Linked DNA regions of Mus musculus: region 1 is linked to region 2. Evidence: chromatin loops called from intact Hi-C (ENCODE). Cell type or tissue: left cerebral cortex. All regions are shown on one strand. Links, peaks and the distances in the headings refer to the core of each region. The heading gives the core; the rest is flanking DNA. Region 1 overlaps Zfp462 (zinc finger protein 462). Region 2 overlaps Gm34231 (a long non-coding RNA gene).

The links. A loop is a pair of places that touch in the nucleus more often than their neighbours do. Peaks named below come from ENCODE experiments on the same cell type or tissue, not always from the same donor. Only the 100,000 strongest peaks of a DNase experiment are listed, where the experiment ranks them.
Region 1: a loop joins it to region 2, with 2.2 times the contacts of the local background. A loop is called at or near these places in 4 of 42 quality-filtered maps.

What each region holds. Positions count from the first base shown.
Region 1 is chr4:55,052,107-55,065,413 of GRCm38, forward strand. It overlaps Zfp462 (zinc finger protein 462), which reads left to right. Exons shown (of 13, transcript NM_172867.3): 10 at 7,908-8,131. It overlaps Gm42289 (a long non-coding RNA gene), which reads right to left. Exons shown (of 2, transcript XR_003955412.1): 2 at 8,414-13,307. Among named protein-coding and RNA genes, the nearest start is that of Gm42289, 10 kb to the right of the region's middle. In left cerebral cortex, for the core only: a CTCF peak has its summit at 6,119 (motif pointing right); DNase peaks (open chromatin) are centred at 3,104, 6,257, 6,494 and 6,990.
Region 2 is chr4:55,234,671-55,244,179 of GRCm38, forward strand. Gm34231 (a long non-coding RNA gene) reads left to right here. Exons shown (of 3, transcript XR_390581.4): 3 at 4,063-4,266. It also overlaps the pseudogene Gm12508. Among named protein-coding and RNA genes, the nearest start is that of Gm34231, 32 kb to the left of the region's middle. In left cerebral cortex, for the core only: a CTCF peak has its summit at 6,017 (motif pointing left); a DNase peak (open chromatin) is centred at 5,993.

The DNA of each region.
Region 1 (13,307 bases), core at 2,992-10,991, 180 kb before region 2:
TTATTATTATAGCTTACTTTTGTCCAATTAAAACATCTTCGTATCGGAAGAAAGCATGTTGATAACCATTTTGTCCAAAAGACCCTCCTGCAGGTGGGTGGAGAAAGGTTCCCGGCACGCCCACTGCCAGTCTTGGTTGCAGTGCGGTCTGCTGTTCTTTGCATCTCCCTCCTTCCCATTCTTCCTTTCTTCCTCTTTTTTTTTCTCATCATCTTTTTTTTTTTTTTTGCCTCTAACCTTGGAAAGCTTTCGAGGATTTGCCACATATGCGCAAAACAGCATGTATCATCTTCTGTCCTGCTGAGGTGTCCCTTAGATGCCAGTGTGTCATCTCCTGTCCTGCTGAGGTGTCCCTTAGACGCCAGTGTGGAGGCATTTATAAAGTAGCTTACCCTTCCCCAGAACTACTATCTTTCGCCAGCATGCCTGTGATGTGCCTATGTCTGCCCAAATCTCACAGAAAACCCAACATTCACAGTGCTCTGTTTCCTTCTCCCGTGGCAATCTAATGAGATGAGAGATGATGGTAGCTGGCTAAGCCAACCACCTGTGAGCCAGGCAAAAGCGGAGCAGCAGTATGTAGGCAGGGGTTCTTGGCCCTCGGCTTCCTGCCTGGTGTTTTGCCTCTCTCACCTGGCTTCTGATCCCCTAGCCCGTGTGTTGCCAAAGCTGTGCGCCCCATCCCAGCTTGGGTGGAGGCCATCAGTGGAGCCGGTGCCCAGAAAACATCAATGGCGAGTCATCTCTGGCTGTGGCAAATCCACACTGGCTGCAGTCATTCCCCATATTGACGCCCGGTGGGATCAGAGCTTTGACGGCTGACAAGCTCAATGACTTTCCTTGTCTGGGCTGAGACTTGAGGAAGAGAGAGGTAGAGTGATTCTGCACAGAGGCCAGGAACCCTTGACAAAGAGCTCCCTGCAGCTAGTTGCCTGCAGCCAGTCGCCTCACCCGCAGCACACAAGCAACAGCCCCATCCCATGGCCTCCTGTTTTGTGAATAGGAAGCCCAAAGCTGAGAAAGACTATGGGGGGTGGGGTTGCTTGTCTGTATCCTTTCTGCTTTTTTAATTCAGCGTATTTAATTTATTGGAGCTCTGCTTCATTTCACGAAGGATTTAACGTAGCTCAGTGTCATTCCTGCAGCACTGTTACATTAAAAACAAATGAAGAATTGGAGGCAAAGGTGAAAGAAAGTGAGGCCGGTAGAAAGAGCAGCCAACAATTGCAATGATCTCAGCACCAGTGTGGAGATGCCTTGAATCCACAAGATCTCCGTCTTTCATAGCCATGCCCTCAGATTAGGTCTTGGAATCTTTGCCTTCCGTGAGAGAGAGAGAAGAAAACAGAATCAATTGGCTTTGGGGTATTTATTAAGCAATTTCCCACAATTCAGACACTGAAGTCTAGAAGGAATCTCTACAATGAATCAGACAGGGATGCTACAGTGTATATTGACCATCCCATAACATGAAATGATGGAGACCAGAAGTGTTTCAGAGTTCCAAAGTGTTCAGATTTTGAAATATTGATGTAGACCATCAAACGAATATCCTTTAGCCAATCACATTGATGCTGGTAAAGTTTTGGGTTTCCGGTTGTATAGATGAAGAGGTGTTCAGTCTATTCCATGGGGTCATGGAGAGCTGTAGTAACTTAACCAGAGTCATCGGGTGATGATGAGTCAGCCCAGTATTCTGTTGTTTGGTCTGATCCCATCATGTGTCATTGGTCATATGGCAATCCTCTTCCATCCACTTGTTCTGTGGATATGTGAATATTGTACTCACCAACCTAGAAATATGATCCAAATATGTGCAGTTAAAGATCAGTGGCGACACTACTAACTGTAGCTACCATTATTAGTGTTTACTGGCGTGAGTGCTTTACAATAAATGTACTAAATCCAGCATGGTAGGTATGACTATCATTCCTGATGACAAACAACAAAAACAGGTTCAGAAAAACTGAGTACTTCCCTACGGTCCAAGGACTCTTGGGTAACAGGCTAGGATTGGAACCCAGGTGTGTGTGACCCACAGCCCATGCTTTGAATCCCTGGCATCACTCTCTTACCCTGGGGAAGCTGCCGCCACCCTGCTCAGTGTTCCAGAGTCTGTGAATGTTGGGTGTAAGGAGAGAAGTTTTTGTAGGGCTGGAGATCAAAGATGAGGACCCCAATCCACAGGTGCCAGAGGGCCCTAAGTTTCTACAGACTTCTGCCTCTGATGGCCATCGCCACTTCAAGGCAGGACAGAGAAAGCCTGGTCTTATCGATGTGGTCAAATGTCTGCCTTGCAGATCAGCACTGGGGCTGATCCCAGCGTAATGAGATGAGGCTTCTGCACCTGTGCACTGCCTGCTTCAGATGAATAAACATCTTTGGTCTCCAGAGTCTAGAGCATGAGATGTTTCTGAGGCCTCAGTTAATTAAAAACCTTGGGATGAAAGACAAGAAAAACAACTCTGAACTGGCCCTGAAACAGAGCTGCTCCTGGCAAGGACAGTTGCCATCTCTTTGTTGGGACAGAGTGATGTGTTTAAGGAAGGAATGAGGGGAGAAGAATCCATCCCATGGAAGTCTGATGAGAATTAGTCAAGGGTATGAACTCCCATGGCAAAGGGAGCATACTATTGGTTCCTGAGTTCCGAAAACACCCGTCATTTGTTTGTAACTTGCTGCACTCTGTTATGACAGCATTATGTATGATGAGGTATAGGAAACCCATACTTGACCTCCTCAAGATGAACACATGCAGAGTATATCCAAGACAGTGCGTGATGGGTGTCTAGGAGTCCTATTCAGAAAGGTGGCTCTCAAACTGAGCCCTGGCAGCAGACAAAGAAGACTTCAGATGGACTTTAGTCTCTTTCTAAGTTTACTGAAATCCACATCTACCAACTCATTGGCTTTAAATGATGTGAGCTCTAGAGGCTAGAATTGTCAGCCTCTTCAGATGATGCCTGTGTATCATCTAAAACTTCAAGAAAACCCACGCTTGATGGGGAGAGGGGAATAGAATTCAGTGGTAGATCACCTACCTACTTACCCTTTGATTTCTTCTCATATCCTAGACTCTGGGCATGCTTTGATATCCTTAGCTTATAGTGGCAGCCATCCAACCTCTGCCGCCTTCTTGCAGCCTCGTTGCCAGTTATCTGTGTTCCTTTTTGTGATTTCTCTTACAAAAATACCAGGCATTGAATTTTAGGCCAGCTGTAATCTAATATGACCTTGCTCATTTTAATTACATCCCCCAAACTGTATCCCAATCGTCACATAATGAAGTTCCAAGTGGACATAAATTGGGGGACACTATCAACCACTGCAGAGTGGGAGTAATCTCTTAGTAAACAACTGAGGCCACTGGAGGCAAGACCTATTTGCAGCATGACATCAGACTATTCCAGGTACCTGCAAAGAATGTGTGTTTTTAGAGACGATTCAGAAATTTGACCTTTCCTTAGTAAATACATAGAAAGCCAAGGGGAAAAAATTAAATCAGACTACAGGTAAGACACCTACTAAATAAGAATTTAACCAAGGTTGAAGCAAAGGATCATTAGATCTATCTCTTTCTTATGGGTTTAGATGTCAACATCTGGTAAGATATAATAAGTCTAACTTGGACGTTTGTTTCCTGAACTCATTTGGTAGGACTTTGGGTAAGTTTTCATTTGAGCAATGGATGTGCAGCATGCCTGCTGGTGTTTGAAGATATAGTGCAGTTCAGCCATGAAGAGACAGAAAAGTTTGTTCTCTGAGGGAAGTTGAGCATTAATGGAAGCTTCTCGATTGTGACTGTGAGTATACAACCATTGGAAGCGTAGAGCTCACATACAGCTTGCCCAACTGGGCCTTGTTCCTATACAACACGCCTGAAAATTTGGGTGCAGATTGAATCGCAGGGCTGAAGCCTTTTCGATAAATATTTACATTGTGATTATGTAGCTGTGTAACCACTGTGGTTGCTCTCCAGTTGGCATGTTAACTTCAAGGGTCTGTTTCCTGCTTTAGTAGACAAATCCTGACTGAGGCTAAGTCTTGAAGGAGGGCATCCTGAATGGAAGACATTCCCCCTAATGTGTCTGGTTAGGGGCAGTTTGATTTCAGGAGAGAAAATCAATAAGACTGACTTATTTTGATTTTGTGAAATCCCATCAGTACCCTTACCTGTGAGAGAGGGACTGCCTGTTCTCAGCTCTCCCTAGAAACCTGCTAATGTCAAAACTTAATAGCTCTTACCAGGAGATGGTTGCTTGTGCTTACATATCTATTTATAGTTTTATGTTAGGGGGGTTTGAAAGATAATAATGCCTTTTTCTTTTCCTTCTTACCCTCTTCCTATTCCTCCAATTTCTCCTCTTCCTCAACAGAGCATTTTGAGATAGGGTCTTATGTAACCCAACCTGACCTAAAACATACTACCTTGCCTAGGCTAGTCTCAAACTCTCCTGCCTCTATTTCCCAAGTGCCCCCATATTGGACTAATGTGGTTTCCTTAATGGTTTTCTCCAGTCTTTAACCTTTATCACTCAGTTATCCAACAGCAAGTAGTAAATGGGTCTTTGAGCTCAGCCTTCTGGGTTGATGCCTTGCAAGCAAAGATTGCTGGGGTCAAGGAATTCCAGTTCTTCTGCTGCCTCATTTAAGACTTGGTATTCTTGGAAGGAAACTCTAGTATGTTGCAGTTTCCTTTCCAGAGGAGTTCTTATCTGGTGACTCGGGGCTCCACAGTCATGTGGCTTCTTGCTAAGAAATGACCCTTAGTAGTTGGCACTGCTGCAGCCTTTTCTAATGGGTTCCATGCTAACACAGCAGCATACCCAGCACTGCTTTCAATACACCTTAGGGCACAGGTGCTTCAGTGATGACTCTGAAGTCCTGCCCCTCCAGTGTCATGTTCCCCTGTAGCAGTGAGTACCAGTTGAGTAGGAGGAGATGAAACTGATAAACCATCAGTTGGTTGTGAACTGGTGATCCCTTTTTTTTTTTTTTTACCTTCCCTGCGTGCTGAGTCACAAACACTTCTTACCCAGGGTAATTTTGAGAGGTGTAAAATCAGGAAAGACCCATGCTACTAGGGTGCTCATATAAATGTGAACTTTTATAGCCAAGGCAGGATTCAGTTCATGCCTGGAGCATTCCAGTCTAACTTGGTAGGTAATGATAGTATACATTTAAATAAAGAAGAGATTTGGTCTACCTTAGCTCATATATTAGACTGGAAATGAAAAATCTTGAATTTTTTTTTAATTTTTAAAATTACATTTATTTATTGTGTGTGGAAGATTGTACAGACATCTTCAAATGATAATAATAATAATCACTGATGTCTCAATATACAGAACTATAACAGTTAATAGACCTCACCTCATAGCAAGCTTTTAATCAATTGTAAAGCCATGTATTAGCTATTATTGCTATTAGCATTTGAACTTCAGGCCATGACTTTGAGGCCTTAGATCTTTGGGTAAAATTCTTAATGATGCATCATGAAATTAGAAACTGCAAAGAAAGCTAACCAATGTGGTAGAGGAATGGAAGTGGTGAATGCATAGAAAGGGGGGTTGGGGAGAACCATTTATTGACTTCGGGCAACAGACTGTTGAGCAGCTGAATAGCTGTCCTCGTGGCATTTGAGGCATTGTTGCTTGGAAAAGTGTGCCCAGCTGTTCTTCATCTCCGCTGAGGTTGACAGATCTAGGGCAGATGGGCCAGGCCAGAGCCAGAGAATAAAAGAGAAGCAGTAAAGATGACAAAATAAATCAGGGACAAGTGAGGAGGAGAGCGGAGGGCCATAGCCTCATGGAAGTGCCAAAAGTGATCATGGCAGCCCTTTCCATGAAGGACAACCTCAGTGTGCAGTGTCCCTGGGACTACGGCTACCACTCCAAGCCGGGCAGCAGATTAGGCTCTTAGGTTTACCTAGTCTGAGCCACTGTAGTTCATGCCTACCATTGCTGAATGTGATTGTTCTCAACCGGTTCTTCCAGCCTCCCCAGAGTGCACTACCCTGCAAGCATTCTGGGGTGTCATAGGAATGAGTGCTAGAAGAATCTGGTGAGTGAAGACCAAAGAAGTTGTTAAGCATGCTACAGTTCACAGGACAGTGCCTGCAACAAAGAACTGTCTAGCCTCCAGATGTCAGTCATGCTACTGTTTTGAGAAATCCAGGCGTAGAGAGTAGTAGAACGTTCTAGAATGGACTCCTTCAGGCTAACTAATTCATGCCAAGGCATTTCCCCCTCCGTTTACACCAAACCATGGAACTGAATGGCTTAGAAGGCTGTTAAACATTTGCTATTCTAAGAAAATGTGCAGATTACTTCATAATCATGTGTTTCTTAGCTGTCTGCTGTACTTTGGTTTTAAAAATATTTATATTTCTAAATAAGCAACTGACTCTTTGTATAGGGAAAATAACATATGCATTAGATCTCTGGGGAGTATGTTCCAGACACCACCCTTAACGCTTTCTGTGCCCAGCATCTTGCTGGCCGATGAGGCGCTACATTCAGGGCTCCAAGGCAGTGAGTGCCCTGCAGTTAGAATGTTGTGGTTCAGATGAAGACATGATGTTGGGTGGGGGGAGTTCCCTTGGGTCCGAGTGCAGCCAATAACAAAGGGAAGGCTGGAAGAGGCAGCAGCATCCGCATGCAAAAGACTAACGCCGCTACTCAGTGTCTCTGGGAAGAAAATCATGCTTTCCTGACTTAATAATACATTGCTGTCTCTAAATAATATAAGTATATGTTTTGTGCGTCCATTTGTAAACTTTCCGGGTCTTCTGAAATCCAGACTCAGCATGAAAACACACGCTATTTTTGATTCTTGCATATATAGCACAGATTTTAATTTTATCCCAGTTATGGATATCTGGCACGTGCACCAGTACTCTGGGCAGACTGGTGTGAAATTCAATTTGAGCAGTTAAACACAAGGGCGAGAGAGTGCAAACTACACAAACGCATGCATTTCCAGCCCTACAGCATTTGGTGTGGGAGTGGGGAAGGCACCCACGTCCTCTCTTTACAGCTAGGAATTTTCTCCTCTTGTGGCAATCAGATTACAGATTTCTCTAGAAAGACACAAATCTTCAATGGTTCCAAGCCACCCCCACCTCCCCCTCAATGTTACCCACAACACCTTTCACTTGTAAGTTAAGTATACTGGTTAATTGAGTTCTGTAGAGATGCCCTGCTTTCAGGACTGGAGAATAACATCCTGGAAAATGTCTTCAAGGGGGGAACAGGAATGGAAGTAGCAACAAGCTCAGCCTGCCTTCACATCTCGGCTCTGTCAGTTGCACTGTCTAAAACTCCAGAACATTTTCAAGGGTTGTTCCTCGCTAGAGATTTAGCTCAGTGACAGCGCGCTTGCTGATCATTTGTGGGACCCTGGCTTTAATCCCTAGTCTAGAAGTAGGATGCTGTTCCTCATTTTTATTTATTCTGAAAATGGGAGTAAACTCTAGCCTTGGTATCATTGGAGAGTGAAACGCAGTGGTAGTCCACAGGTTCCAGGTTAATATTTCCTTCCCTGAAAGGCACCTGGCATCCAGCCGTCATAGCACTTGCTGAAGGACATTAAAATGATCTCGTCAGTGGTTATTAATGTTGGTAAAGATGGCAGCCACTTCCGTGCTTAACCAACCTTCATTCGGAAACTACCTAACGCCTTTCCACCTGCCCCAATCTAATCACTCACCACGCCTGGTATTGAGTGCACAAAAGCTTTTGGTCTTCCACATACCCAGTTGTGCTGGAGGGTTGTGTGTCATTTGGGAACGTCAGGGAGGGAAGTATCAGAATTGAATGGGTCCATTTCCTCTTACGTTCCAAAGAGAGAACATCTGTTTTCCATCAGTAAAAATGCCCATCTCTCCATTCGATTTGTTTCCACAGAAGAGCGAGTTGTCCCCATTGAAGTGTGCCGTTCCAAACTGTCAAAATACTTGCAGGGAGTAGTTTTCCGCTGTGATAAGTGTACCTTCACCTGCTCCAGTGACGAGAGTCTCCAGCAACACATAGAAAAGCACAATGAACTGAAACCGTACAAATGCCAGCTCTGCTACTATGAGACCAAGCACACGGAGGAACTGGACACTCACCTTCGGGATGAGCACAAGGTACTTACCCAGGACTTTCTGCACCACCCTCCCCCCGCCCCCCCCCCACCTCAGCACTCCTGTCGGGGAGACAGGTTAGTGTGGTCACCTCTACTGTGTGCAAGCCAGAGAGACGAGTTAAAGTGGTAATTATAGTAAAACTTCATTTTCTTAGAATAAAAGAAATGTAAGACCACTTTAGAACGTGGGAAAAACCTTGGGGGAATCCTTTCTATACTTTTCACTTGTTTTACATAATTTTGTTTATATTGTATATAAAACAACATATCTTGCTTTTTTTTAAACCCTGTCTAAAATTTTGTCTTATCTTAAATGTGCTTAATTATTATAGTGTTGGCAGACTTCCTGTAAAGAGCAATCAGTAGATCTTTTGTTTTTTGGGCCATATGTAATTTCAGTGGCAGTTGCTTAAACCCACCGTTAGTATATAGCAAGAAAGCAGGCACAGACACAGTGGTGTTTGAATAAAACTTTATCCAATAAAAGATAACAGTCTCTGGGCACTTAGTTGGCAATGCCTTGACTCTCGGTCATGTAAGTTGTTTCTAAGGTTTTGCTAATTACAACTTTGAAAGGCATTACTATACATATGTGATCAATTTAAGAAATTGATGTTTCTTTAATGGTATAGGAAGGAGATTTTGTGTGTGTATGTGGGGGGGGGGGATTCTCTTCTGTAGTTTTGCTGAGAATTAGAGCCATACATGATGGCTATGTTCCTCGGTATAGGGATTATTTTGCTTACTGTAGTTACAGGTTTTGCATATTGCCCCAAGCACAGAAAGAGTTATGATTAGTATTTGTTTCTGAAAATAGCCTACTGCAATCCTTTCTAATTAACCAAATCCAAAACATCTATTAAGCATTTACTCAAGACATAATGAAAAGCATTTTTGATCCCATTTCCATTTTTCTCACTCTGAATCCTTTTCAGCAGAAACATGGCCACTCGTTCTTAGCCTTCTGAACCCACGTTATAAATATTTCAGTCTGAATCATCTCTGGTAAGGACTTCTAGGGCTTTCTTTGCTCTGGGTCCACAATTTAACAGCTTGCTTGCAACTTCTCTGCTGCCCGTGACAGCCCCTGAAGTAAAAGAAAAGAAAAATCTAGATTGCCGCACTCAGAAATCTTCATATCCTTTCTTCCTCTGTCTTCCTGGGAGTTTTTCATCCTAACTCGGGGGGAAATGTATCCCAGACCAAGCTCCTTGTATTCATTCATTCATGTGCACCTTATTTATGCACAGTCATCCTTCTATTATGGCGTGCAAGCCTTCGGGCTCCTATTTGGGAACAAAACAAATCAGGAAGAGAAATTCTTCCTTCATTGGTGCAGTGGATTCTAAACTACTAGAAAATCCAGGGACAGACAGAAACCAAACCAAATACCAGGCATCCTGAGCAGTCAATTGAAGGTTGGGGCTCGGGACTTTGGGCTGAGAAGTGTGCTCTCCAGAAAGAGGGAACCGAATTCAGGAGTTTTCGAACAAAGAAACTCGAGTAATTGCTTTTGCTCCATTGCTTATTGTGTGTGCATTAGGAAGCTGCTCGTATATGAAGGCCTGTTTTCTGGCTTATCAGTAGGGATTGTTATTCTAAGGGCAGAAAGCCTTTTAAGAGTAGATGGAGCCCTTGTTCTTCCTGCATGTTGGCACTTAGTCTATGTCCCATAGATTGTGTGTGAGTAGAATTGTGCTCGAATATAGCAAGAACTGTATTTATCATAAAGGCAACCATGCTCTCAAAGGCCTGAAATATGAAACGAGTAATGATAGCTTGTATTTTACGTAAGTTTTGTGATGGTTTTACCGTGTCATGCTATGGTTTTCAATTTTGCCCTTTCTTATGGTTGATGAGTGTGTTGAGTCCAAAGATTGCCTGCCCACCTTCAGCTGAGGACTCGCCACTTTGAGCACGCCCCCCGTGGATTCTATTTGGTCAGGGTTGTTATTAAGTTTATGAGATTCATGCTTATTAGATAGCAGCACATTTCTTTTCTATTCTCTTTTTCCCCCCTCCTAAATGATGATCACATAATACAATTCAGTGTGGTTGAAACTGGTTTTCAGCAGATGAGCACTGGCAGTATGTACTAGCAAAGTGTGGTTGTTCATCAGCGAGTGGCATACAAATGTCAGACTTCATAGAAAGGCTGTGGGGGCTGTTGGTGTGTTCTAGACTGACTGCTGATTCAAATGGAAACCTTAATGACTCAAGGCAAAAACCAGGAGTTAAAGGCCTAAGAAAATTAGAAGGAAATAGAACTTGTTTTACTCCCAGATCGTAATAGCTACAAAATCCTGATAATGGTATAAAAAAGCTACTAGAACACTCAGGAAATGATGGTGGTTACAGGATATGACACAGGTACAAAAATAAATTGCTAAATGCTGAAAACAAAGATTGATTACATGTATTAACATCAAAAGGAATAAAATAGTTTAGTATGAAATTAACCTAAGAGCTGTAAGATCTAGTCACTGAGAGCTACATAGTCCTACTGAGAGAAACAAAGACCTATATTGTTGCCCTATGTACCACATTCATGAAATAGGTAACTAATTCAGTATTGATCATTTTTTTCTAATCAGATCTATAGATCTCATATAATCTTCATCTAAACTTTGGGAAGTATTTTTTATAGATGATGATAAACTAAATCTAAAACTTATGTGGCAATGCAAATGATGTGGATTTATCTAAACAATAAAGAGAAGCAAAGTTGAGAGACTCAACTCTTCTTGCTTTCAGGGCTTAAAGTAAAGCTGTAGTAGTTAAGAGAGTGTGGCATTGCTCAGTTTAAAGGAGCAGAAGAACAAGTCCACGAGTAGACTGTCTTGTGAGTGTGGTCAGTTGATCTCTTTCAAGCATGTCAGCACAATAGAGAGAGGGTGTTCTTCCAAAGGGAGCTCTGAAACAATTAGATTTGCACATATATGTTTTGGCCCTTGGTCCCTAATCAACTCTACATTAAAAGCAGTTTAAAAAAAATGGTCATAAGTATTTGGGCTAACCTATGAACATTTTAGTGAAACATGAATTTTGCTAGAAATAAGAAATGAAATGTTGGGTGTCGGAATAATGCTTAGATAAGAAACAAAAGCTGTGAGCATTGAGACAAAAGATAAGTTGAATGTCATCAAAACTAAGTGTCCTTCTGTGATGTATATGCTTGGCACTATTAGAAGGTGTAGCTCTCTTGGACTAGGTGTGGCCTTGTTGGACTAGGTGTGGCCTTGTTGGACTAGGTATGTCTCTGTTGGTGTGGACTTTAAGACCCTCATCCTAGTGCCTGGAAGCCAGTATTCTGCTAGCAGCCTTCAGATGAAGATGTAGAACACACAGCTCCTCCTGCACCATGCCTGCCTGGATGCTGCCATGCTCCCACCTTGATGATCGTGGACTGAACCTCTGAACCTGTACGCCAGCCCCAATTAAATGTTTTTATAAAAGTTGCCTTGGTCATGGTGTCTGTTCACAGCAGTAAAACCCAAACTAAGACACCTTTAGAAGATCCCATTAAGAAAGCAAAAGACCAACAAACAGCCTGAAACAAATATTTGTCAAGTATTTATTATGTACCAGGCCATGGAACCAACAGATACACAGAACTCTTTTAACTTGACTCAGAATGAAAGCATAGACAGTGGTAAAGATGTCCATTCAAAGATGCTTGACAAGATTTACCACTGGCAATGTAGAGACTAAAGGAACATTAAGTTTTCCTTATCTACCAAGATGGTTGATTCCAGCCTGTCAATACCAAGGTGTTATTGAGGATGTGGAGAAAGTTGAAGTTATCCTGGGAGTTCTGGTGGAAGCAAAAAGGGACACAGCCTCTTTGGAGCAGTTTGGCAGGCTGTTTAAATGTTAAGTACTGCATTACTGTAAGACCCAACAATTCTGCTTTGGCTATCTTAGTCAAGGTTTTATTGCTGTGAAGAGACACCATGGCTGCAGCAGCTCTTATAAAGAAGGCATTTAGTTGGAATTTGCTTACATTAAGAGGTTTAATCCATTACTGTCATTGTGGGAAGCATGGCAGCCCACAAACAGACATGGGGCTAGAGAATTTGCTAATAGTTTTACATCTGGAGTATTAGGCAACAGGAATTGAGACTCTGGGTCTAGCTTGGGACCTTGAAACCTCAAAGCCCATCCCCAGTGACATATTTCCTCCAACAAGGGCATACCTATTTCAACAAGGCTTTACCTCTTAATGCCTGCCAAGTAGGGCCACTCCCTGATGACCAAGCATTTAAATCTGTGAACCTGTGCCGACCCTTCCTACTGACACCACCACACTGGCTTAAAATAGAACTGAAATACAGACTTTGTATCCAGTGGAAAACTGCTTGTGAGTAAGGAATAATTACTGATGTTTAGTAGCATGGATGGGTCTCAGATCATATTAAATGGACAGAAATCAGACTTCAGCTTTATGTGAGCTTCTAGAAACTGCAGCACTGTAGCAACAAGAAGTAGCTCAGAAGTTGCCTAGGGCTGAGTCTTGGGAATAAGGTTAAGAATTTGAGGGATCGCCTCAAAGGTGAAGATATTCTAAACTGACCTGGGTGAAGGTCTAAATCAGTCACTTTACTTAAAATAGAAAGGAAGGAAGGAAGGAAGGAAGGAAGGAAGGAAGGAAGGAAGGAAGGAAGGAAGGAAGGAAGGAAGGAAGGAAGGAAGGAAGAAAGAAAAAGAAAGAAAGAAAGAAAGAAAGAAAGAAAGAAAGAAAGAAAGAAAGAAAGAAAGAAAGAAAGAAAGAAAGAAAGGAAGAAAGAACAACTTGAATTGTTCACTTAAAATAGATAAATTAGATAGCCATTGAATTATACTTCAGTCCCCAAATTCTGGCACACAGCAATCTCCTTAGTAGGTGCTAAGTTTCAGAAGTACTTTCTGCCAAATTAATCATTGAACTAATTGAGCCAGACTAATGCATAAGTTGTCAAAAAAAATTTTTGAGATGGAGATTGCTGCTTTGTTTTCAATAAGATAATGTTGAATATATTGCCTTTTATATCCTGGCACAAATCACTTTAGGTGATTTTTGTATGGTGGAGAGAATCTAAAAGAATCTATAAGGCTATGTAGAATGTGTTTTTCCATCAAAGGATTTTATTAAACAGACCTAAGCATACCAACCCTGGACATCTGAGTTCTCATTGCCA
Region 2 (9,509 bases), core at 1,510-9,509:
TGTCAGGATAGACACAGCAACAGGAAGTTTAAGGCATCTACTTACAGATCCCCAACTGAGGCCGAACAAGGCAGCACTTTGCCTTCCTGTTTTAGTTCTTAATAATTAGCATATCACAAACTGGATCATCATCTTCACCTCATTTCTCCCTAATTCTCTGTTTCTCTTTCTAGTTTCCTTGGCTCCATTAATAACTAAAGCAAAAACATGCATTTACTTTCATGATCAATTTATCAGCTTCACATTTTTGTCTACTCTCTTGTCTTAAACACAAGAAGTCTGTGTTATGCCTTATGGTGAAAATATATTTTAGAAAAGCTTTATTATGGGTTGAGTTGGAGTGTTGTTGGCCATGATTTCATTAGTCACAAGTCAATGATATTAAAAAAAAGATGTTCTTAAATGAAAACATACATAAATAAGGTTATCTATTAAATAAAGATGAGACTGTTGTGAGAGTCACAAGACACCCCACCCCCCACTCTATCTTTTGCTAGGAGCAATGGCTTGGTGTTTCCTAATTTAGTGTTCATGGTAGCTTTGCAGAACTCTAATAAAAAGAATCAATTATACAATCCAAACAAAAATGCCCCTGAGAGAATTTGATCTGCCACTCAGGTGTCTCATCTTTTGTAAATTGAAATATTCAATTGTTGGGATGTCTAATCTTGACTGTCAACTTGACATGCTTAGGAAGAAGACAACACATCTGAGACATTGCCTCTATCAAACCATGGGCTTGTCTTTGGGAGCATCATCCTGATTGCTAGTTGACATAAGAGAGCCCAGCGCACTGTCTGTGGTACTATTTAGGGAGGTGGGACTGAGCTGTAAAAGAAAGGTTGCTGAATGTGATGCTTGAAGCAAGCCAGTGGGCAGTGTTCTCTTGTGGTCTCTGTCTCAGTTCCTACCTCCACACTCCTGCCGAGAGTTTCTGCCATGGCTTCCTTTAATGATGAATCATTACCTGTAAGCTAAAATAACTCTGTTCCTTTCCAACTTGTTTTTGGTCATGGTGTTTATCACAGCAACAGAAAAGCAAATTAGAACAGTTGTGTACTGGACAATTCTCCTCAGTGACCCCAATAATAATACTCAGCATATCCAAAACTAGACTCTCATCTTGGCCCCATCTGCTCCTGTCTTCCTATTCATCTGTCTAGTTTCTTTGTCTTGACTCATGACTTGACTATCTAGCAATGGTCCTAGTATCCTCAACGTCCCTTCTCTCAAGTCCCCGTATCTAGGCATAACGTCAACATTGTCTTCGTTGCATCTTAAGCTAGCTTTCTTTGCCCTGTTACTTTCACCGCATCTGGTTCTGGCTATGATTGTCACTGGCTTTCTGAAGTGTCTCTCTTTTAGCCTTTTCTAACAAGTTTCTATCCGATGTCAGAATCTTATTTCTGTGATGCAGATCCAATGGAGCTGGGCAAATCTTCACATTTAGAATCTTCCCTGGCTCCCCACTGCAAGCAACACTGACTCCAAACTGCAGTCAGCCATAAAGGACCTCCACTAGCTGAGTACTGCCTCCTTTTCTCTCCCACCCAACCATACACAATTCTTTCCCAGCAGGAACACATTCACTCATTTGTCCTTCCCCAGACATTCCAGAGCTGCATGCTGCATGTTCTGTCTATTTCTCCCTCTACTTGATCTTCCATTTTCACACATTCTCTCTTCTCTTAGCTTAAGGTGATAAGTAACTGCCTTTATCATTCTACAAATGCTGATTTTTTTTTTTTTTAAGTAAGGGCAAGTGTTTTCTTACTTCCATATCTCCAGGGCTGAATGCTTCCTTCTAAAGATGCCAGACCTCTCTGGCCAAGACATTAGCTTCTCAGTTTCAAATTGCCTTGGTGAATGAGAACTGGTCCTGTCTACCTCAGATGGCATTATTAAAGACTAAACAAACAGCACCTTAGAAAATTAACCAAGAACTTGGACAAAGAGACACAACGCTACTGTTGTGGTACGCCCAACCTAAATAAGCCCATGCAATGAAAACACAACTCAGCTGGGTGTGGTGGCGCACGCCTTTGATCCCAGCACTCGGGAGGCAGAGGCAGGCGGATTTCTGAGTTCGAGGTCATCCTGGTCTACAAAGTGAGCTCCAGGACAGCCAGGGCTACACAGAGAAAACCTGTCTCAAAAAAAAAAAAAAAAAAAAAAAAAAAAAAAAAAAAAAAAAAAAGGAAAAAAAAAAAAACCACAACTCAATTAATATGATTACATACTGAGTGCCTAGATTGGGCAGATCTACCGCTACACTACCATCTTCCCCATCTATGAGACCCCTTATGACTTGCGGTTTCTCCAGGCCACATGCTTCTGCTCCACTTTCCTTCTCCCTCCTCCTTCATCATCCTCTTCTCTCTTTCTCTCCCAAAATCTTCAGCTCCACCTTCCCCTCTTTCTCTGCCCAATCACAGGCTCTAGCCTTTATTTATAAATTAAGGTGGGAAGCAGGTTTACAAGAAATCACCTGAGTGCTGACTCATTCCTTGTTCGCAGCCCCTCACAGGAGAACAGAATTAACATCAAATACAATTAGCCCCAGGGCTATCCACATGCACTACCACTATTCTTGCCTAGTGCATTGCAGCATAATACCTTCCACCATCCAATTGCTGTCCCAAATTTCTTGCTACTGCTTCTTCATTTCCCTCAGACACAATGCTATATGAATTAACTATGATCTAGATTGTTCGAGCTCCACACCCCAATTCTAACCATATTTATTTTTTGCCTGTGGTGATGTCTTGGATTTTCTCTTCATGTTTTTAGCACCAACATCTCTGTCCATTCTCAAAGCTATTCCACCCTCCTTTTAAGGATGGATGTCCTGATGTCTGGATTGTTTGTTATAAATCTTTATTGATTGTCTTACACTCACCACCCCAACTCTCCATGCTTTCTGGTACAGCAACCTGATAATGCACATGGCAAGTAGCTACCATCTTGGTTGGTAATATTGAAAACAGTCTGACATCCTGCTGTTAGTGTATTGTGAAGACTTGTGGAGGTGGAGAAATTCTTTTTTTGTCATGGTGACCCGCTCAGCATTTGGTTAAGGTTATGAGTGAGTCACAGAGGAGAAACATTAACGAAATGACAAAAGGTCCAGGGAATAACACAATGGATGGGATTTCCTTTCCACTCCAACCTTCTAGACTGGTAAGTAAAATTAGCAAGATGTAAAGGTTAATGAGCTCTCAGGCCAACTTGCAATCATCAAGTGCCACCCTTAGGGTCCCTCTTTCAACAATAGCTCGCATGAAAGCAGGAGGTAACGCAACTGCCAGAAAAGAGAGTCGAAATAGAAACGGTGGGAAACACTCCGGAAGTAATTGACCCTTTGTTCTTAGCTCCGCACAGATAAGATGTGGTTTGTGGGACCACATCTGAAGAGGAGCACAGACAACTGCACAGGGCTTTTGAATGAGCAATCACAAGAGAGAGGGGAAGGTGCTAACAACAGAAACCATCAACCACTATTTATTCCAACATGGTAGACAGAACCTCAGATGCATCTGCATTATATCATTATACTAAAGGCCAATTTTATGCAAAGCAGTGAAAAGCAATCACCTAAAAGACAGATAATACGAAGGATCACTTTGCCTGCTTTAAAAATGGCACCTCAGTTTTGTTTGTCACCCACTGTGATTGCTTCTACATTTGGCCAAACTTAAATATTCATTCAGTTATGTAATTTTTTCTTTTTTTCTTTTTTTTTTTTTTTGCATTGAACTAAAGAAGCGAAAATCAAGCGTGTTGTCAGTCAAACTGTGATAAATAATGTTTACTACTAAACAGAATCGAGGCCATACTAGAGATGAAATGTTTTCTTTGGAAGATTGTTGCTTTCTTGTCAGTGGTACACCTACCCAGCCTCAATTTGTTCTTCTTGCCTACTGCACCAGCGTTTCTGAGATGCCAAACTGCTCACATCTTGTTGGCATCCAATGCAAACCTACAGATGTTTCTCTAGCCCAGCCTTCCACAAGCCCCTCAAATCCTCCCGTACTAAGAAACTCTGTGTTCTCCCTTCCACAGGCAGCCTCAGCGCACCTGCACTTGTCTGACTGCAGATGTGTTCCCTAGTCTTTGGTGAGCAGCCATACACCAAATATGCGCTGTACATCTGCTGGAGGCTAAGAACTGCACTTTCCCAAGAAAGCCAAGAGTTGCCTGGAGGGGCTGGTGAGATAGCTCAGTGGGTAAGAGCACCCGACTGCTCTTCCGAAGGTCCAGAGTTCAAATCCCAGCAACCACATGGTGGCTCACAACCATCTGTAATGACATCTGACTCCCCCTTCTGGTGTGTCTGAAGACAGCTACAGTGTACTTACATATAATAATAAATAAATCTTTAAAAAAAAAAAAAAAAAAAGAGTTGCCTGGAGACAAGAGAGGGGCTGGATCAGGTCTGTAGCTCCTGGTAATAAATGAGAAATAGAAATTAGAAAAGAAGTCTAGTTAGTAGAGGTGGGACCAGCTATGTATAGAGCACCAGGCTGTTCCCGCTCCATCAGTATAGGTCTCTGTGAAGTTATCAGTCAGACTCTGTTCCAAATGGCACAAAATAGAAGTGGACATGAGCCTCAAGGGAAGCCAGTTCTCCTCCAGACTAGCAGTTCTTAAATTTTGTGGCCTTGCTCAACCCAACAAAGTAGACGAATTGTGAACCCTTTGTAAGACATTGAGCTGGAATTCATAAGAACCAGTCATAGCTGGTAAGGAAGCCAAAAGGATTATCAAGCATTACCTCACCCTAGGGGGGACCAGAGGCTCCTTTGAACTATCTGTGACAGACCAGGAGAAGAAGCTGATCATCTCGTGAGGGAAGAGACTAGAAGTTACACGCAAAGGGCAGAAGAAGTACAACGAGGCTTTTTGTACCCATCTCTGTGGGTACTGGATGAATTTAGACTGTTGTCTCTAGTCTCCTGAGTCTCTCTGTTGATTGAGCTAATTCTTATTGATACATAAAATCCCTGCTCTGGACCACAGAGGAACAACCATCCTCCCAGAGCCAGTAACCAAAGAGAGAAAAACAAAAAACAAAGGGGATAAAGTGGACATTATTTTTTTTTTTCGAATTTTGGACGTTATTTTTGTGAATTCGGGGTTGGACCAGCTAGAAATAGATGGCAAAGTCAAGGTGCAGGCAGTAAGATGCCGCGTGGCACGTTCTCAATGATGCCACTGCGCTGCTTTGCATAGCATGATAACTCCCTGGTGAAGCCAAAGAGAGAGCTGACTCCCTGGGGAAGCCCCAGCACCACCATCCTCCAGTCTGAACTGGGAACTTTCTTCCCACCTTGTGACCACACTTGGTTTATTCTCTAGAACACTTACCGGTCTCCCTCCCCGTTGCGGAAGTCAGGTCCTCTCCAATATCCTCTAGCCTAGTGGTTCTCAAGTGGGTACGGTAAATACCCTGTGATGCACACCACAGCCTGCTCTTGACACCAGGTAATCATCTAGAGTCCTGGAGTCAAGCGTGCTGGTGCTGCAGCTGAGAAGAACCCTGCTCTAGGCATTGACAGGAGTCCTAGAGTCCGCGCTGTCCCACGCAGTCAGCTAACCACATGCAGCCACCGCACACTGGAACTGCAGCTAGTGCGACTAGGAAGCAGCATTTCTTTTTAATTTATATTTAATGTCAACAAGTTAAATTTAGATAACTACAAATGGTTCGTGGCTAGAGCACAAACCAAGCTCTTCTTCAGCGGTCCTCTTCCTATAGTCAAATTTTAGTGTCAGTTTGATAACCCCCTCAGCAAACTTGAAGCCCCCTGTAGGCGAGGAATGTGCTTATACCCTCCTAGATGAACCCAGGCGTAGTCATCCGGCTGTTGTTTTTCATACAAGCCAACGTTTTTACAAACAGAAGGGTCTGCTAGCCCTTTGCTTCAGACAGCTAGCCTCTTGACAACCTCCAAAGCGCACGTTCTTTGTGTTTGGGACCAAAGGACTGCAGCACGCTCCTGCCACCTGGTGGTGATGTAGAAAATGTCAGGCAAAGGCTCTCCCCCTGAGGTGCTGTGGTATGACCAAAAGGCAGGACAGAAAACAAATGCTTTGGGACTTGGGACAGAATTATCTGTTAATGGAATCATAAATCAGAGGGAGAAATCAGTTTCCAGATGAGGAAACTAAAGGGAAGAACCACTTGGTGACTCACTCACATATAAAACCAGCCATGAGCCAGCCACCTCCAACCACGTGTTTCTTCCCCTCTGGATAATAAATATTTCTCTCTCTAGGATGAATAGAGATGTTATTGACAGATAAGAACTGACCTCTGTCTTAGGTGCTTAGGTACTTGTTCACGAAGGGCACCAGTCTGTCTGAAGAGGGTACTACTTTAGAAGTGATAAATCCTGCTAGAGTTGGTTGATAATGGCCTTGTTCTTTCTATTCAATTGGCATCAGGTAGCTATGGGTCATCAAAACTGGAACGGGTAAATCCCTCCCTTCTGCAGAAATGGGCTACAATGTCACTTCTGATTCATGCATCAAATACGTGTTCAGAGTTCGTACTTTGTGCTGGCTGTGATGCTAGGTGACAGGGGTACACCAAGGGGGAGGGAATCCCATGAGGTTTCTGCTCATGGGAAGGTCACGATGTGCTAGGCTCCCATACAAACTCTGTACAAGGTAACAATAAGGACAGCCCACACCGGTCAGGGAAAGGAGATGAGCTAGGACCAAAGAAGACAGCCATCAACGGAAGCAAGATCAGCTACAGTCACAAGATCTGCAGAGGGAGCAGGGACTCACAGAGCCCAAGTCCCAACATTGGTGGTACCCAAGTAGCCAGTTACTGAGTGTGAGGTGCTATTGAGCAAACTGAAGCGTCAAGAAGGAGTGGATGCCAAGCAGATGATATATGCAGATCATTAGATCTGTGTGTCTAAGGAGAGTACACATGTACGGTACCAATGTGAGAGCGTGGGAGGCTTCTGAAAGTGACAGGCCTGAGGTGCCAACAGAGGCTAGTCAGAGCTGTGGGCCTGGGAAACCCAGTAGACTGGACTGAGGGAGGGTGGGGATTGCAGCACATCTTGCCACTGCCAGAATCAGTCTCAGGTCCAGGATTAGACAGCCAACACCAGTGGTGTCTAGGGTAAGAGTACCTGCAGGGACAGTAGACACTATGACCACAATGCTAATGCATTCCCCGTGAATCTCTTGTGTTCATTTAGCTCACTGGTTCTCAACCTTCCTAACGCTGTGACCCTTTAATACAGTTTCTCATGTCGTGGTGACCCCAACCATAAAATTATTTTCATTGCTACTTCAGAACTGTAACTTTGCTACTGTTATGAGTCATAATGTAAATACCTAATATGGAGAATATATGATATTTGACCCCCAAAGGGGTTGTGACCCACGGGTTGAGACCCACTGATTTAGCTCAAAGCTGGTGGCTGTGCGGGAGTCAAGGCGCCACATCTTCAATTTGATTTATCTTTCAAGCCCTTGATCAGCTGTGTTTATAAGCAATGATGGTCCAGAGCATGTTTCCAGGGGAGGCCGTTGTAAGGCTTTATAGAGCCGTTAGAGAAACATCTTAGCCTGGGAAATCTATTCTCTCCTACCCCGTCTAACACCAGTCTGTAAGAGCTTAGGTCAAGCTGTGATGTTGGGTCCTTTAACGTGTCTAATCCAACATCTTCCTGGGAAGGATATTGATTTTTGAAGATAAAGTTTGGTCTGGAGCAGAGACAAATGGAAGACAGAGATTGACTGATTCATGATGTGGTAACCTCTTGCCTAATGGCTGTTCTCAGTCTCCCCACATAGCTTTCCGCTACTCCAACCCTGACCTGGGACCTTGATCTTAAAGCTCTGAGGTGAACTTCAGCCTCACTGGCAAGGGATCTGAGTTCATGGGGGACAGGGCCACGGGGCAACATTGTGACCCTGTAACAGTTCTATCTGGTCAACTTGGCAGGCCCCGAGATAATTCTTAAAACTGAAAAGAAAAATTATTGCTGGGCCCCAAAATAAAATGTTATTCCAGATATTAAATATTGTCTAACAGACAGTAAATTTAATGGCCCTGAAGTGGCTTCAGACCTCTGAGAAGATTTTACTTCTCAGCCTTGGCAGGGACACCAAGTACCACTCTCCTATTTCTGCTCTGCCTTCAAACTGTCATAAATAGTTAACTGTGTGAGTCCTTTCCAAAAGAAAAGAAAAAAAAAATCCTCCCAGGAGCATCCGAAAATAGCCTCCAGGGGCTCGATGCATATTTCCTCGGGTCCTCCTCTTAATCTCTCCATATGGGTGGCTATGATTTATTGTTACTGTCACCTGTGGACCGACAGAAACAAAGGCAGCCAGGCTGGAAGGCAGACAGAGGTAGCGGTATGGGAAGGGTCTCTGGAGAGATGGAACTGAGCGTCCATTCCTGGTGAGAGTGCAGGCTTAAGAGCCATCACCTCTCCTTCCTTTGGTGTCTCTGCAACAAAAGGAGAGAGGAGGGGATGTCATCCTCTCCCAAGATGCATCGAGACTCTGCCCTCGAGAAGCTTCCAGAGAGTCTCCCACAAGGCAGAACCTGCCAAAGGCCAAAGACTATTGTGACAGGGCAAGTGTACACTCATTACACAGGGTGCATGTCACCTCTGCCATTTCCTATCTCCAGGCCAAAAGTGAGCTCTCTCCTGCCACTTTTCCAGCCCAGTGGCGTGACCCGAGGCTGGCTGTCCATCACCAGCTCGATGCAAAAGGAGAAGGGAAAGCCGGGCCCAACTGAGGCCCCTGCCTGCTCATGCTAGCTGTGCCTCTCCATCCTTGTGTTTATCCACAGCACGGGCACCACCTCTGAGACACTAAGCTCATCTTCAGGGAAGCAGTCCCTGCCAATAGACCACCAACCCAGGGATCCCCTGTTGACCCAGGAGGAGGGACAGGGCAGGGACCTCCCCATCTGTCTCTGTACCTTCTGTTTTCCCTCTCAGCGCTCCTAACAATGCACCATGATTAGTTGCGGCTCGGGCCCCCTGACACCCCTTAACCTGGAAAATCAGGCAGACTTTCGAGACAGCAATCAGCTCCCAGACACATCCAACCGTAATGTGATTACTCCATTTACCAAAATGCAAAGAGAGATACTTGAGGCGTTTCTGATTAGGGCTGACATTATCTCTCTAATGGGCCATGGCATTAATCAAGGCTGTTGCTATGACTATGGAGATGGTGGGGAAATAACCCCAGCTTGATTCTGGGCCTGCCCAGTTGTGCCACTGTAGAAGAGGTCAGCTTTTGTTAGGGACATGGCACAAGAATGGCTTCTTCCTGCCTGAGAAGGGCTTTCTATTGAGATCACACCAACAGCCAGAAAAAGGCCTCTGTGTTCTTTCATGACGTTGGATGCTCTGGTTCCATAGCTCAATATGATTTGGTGGCATTGTTCTGGAGGGATTGTGTGTGTGTGTGCATGAATGCTGGGGTTGGGGGTACCAGGCTGATCCGTGAGACTGTCA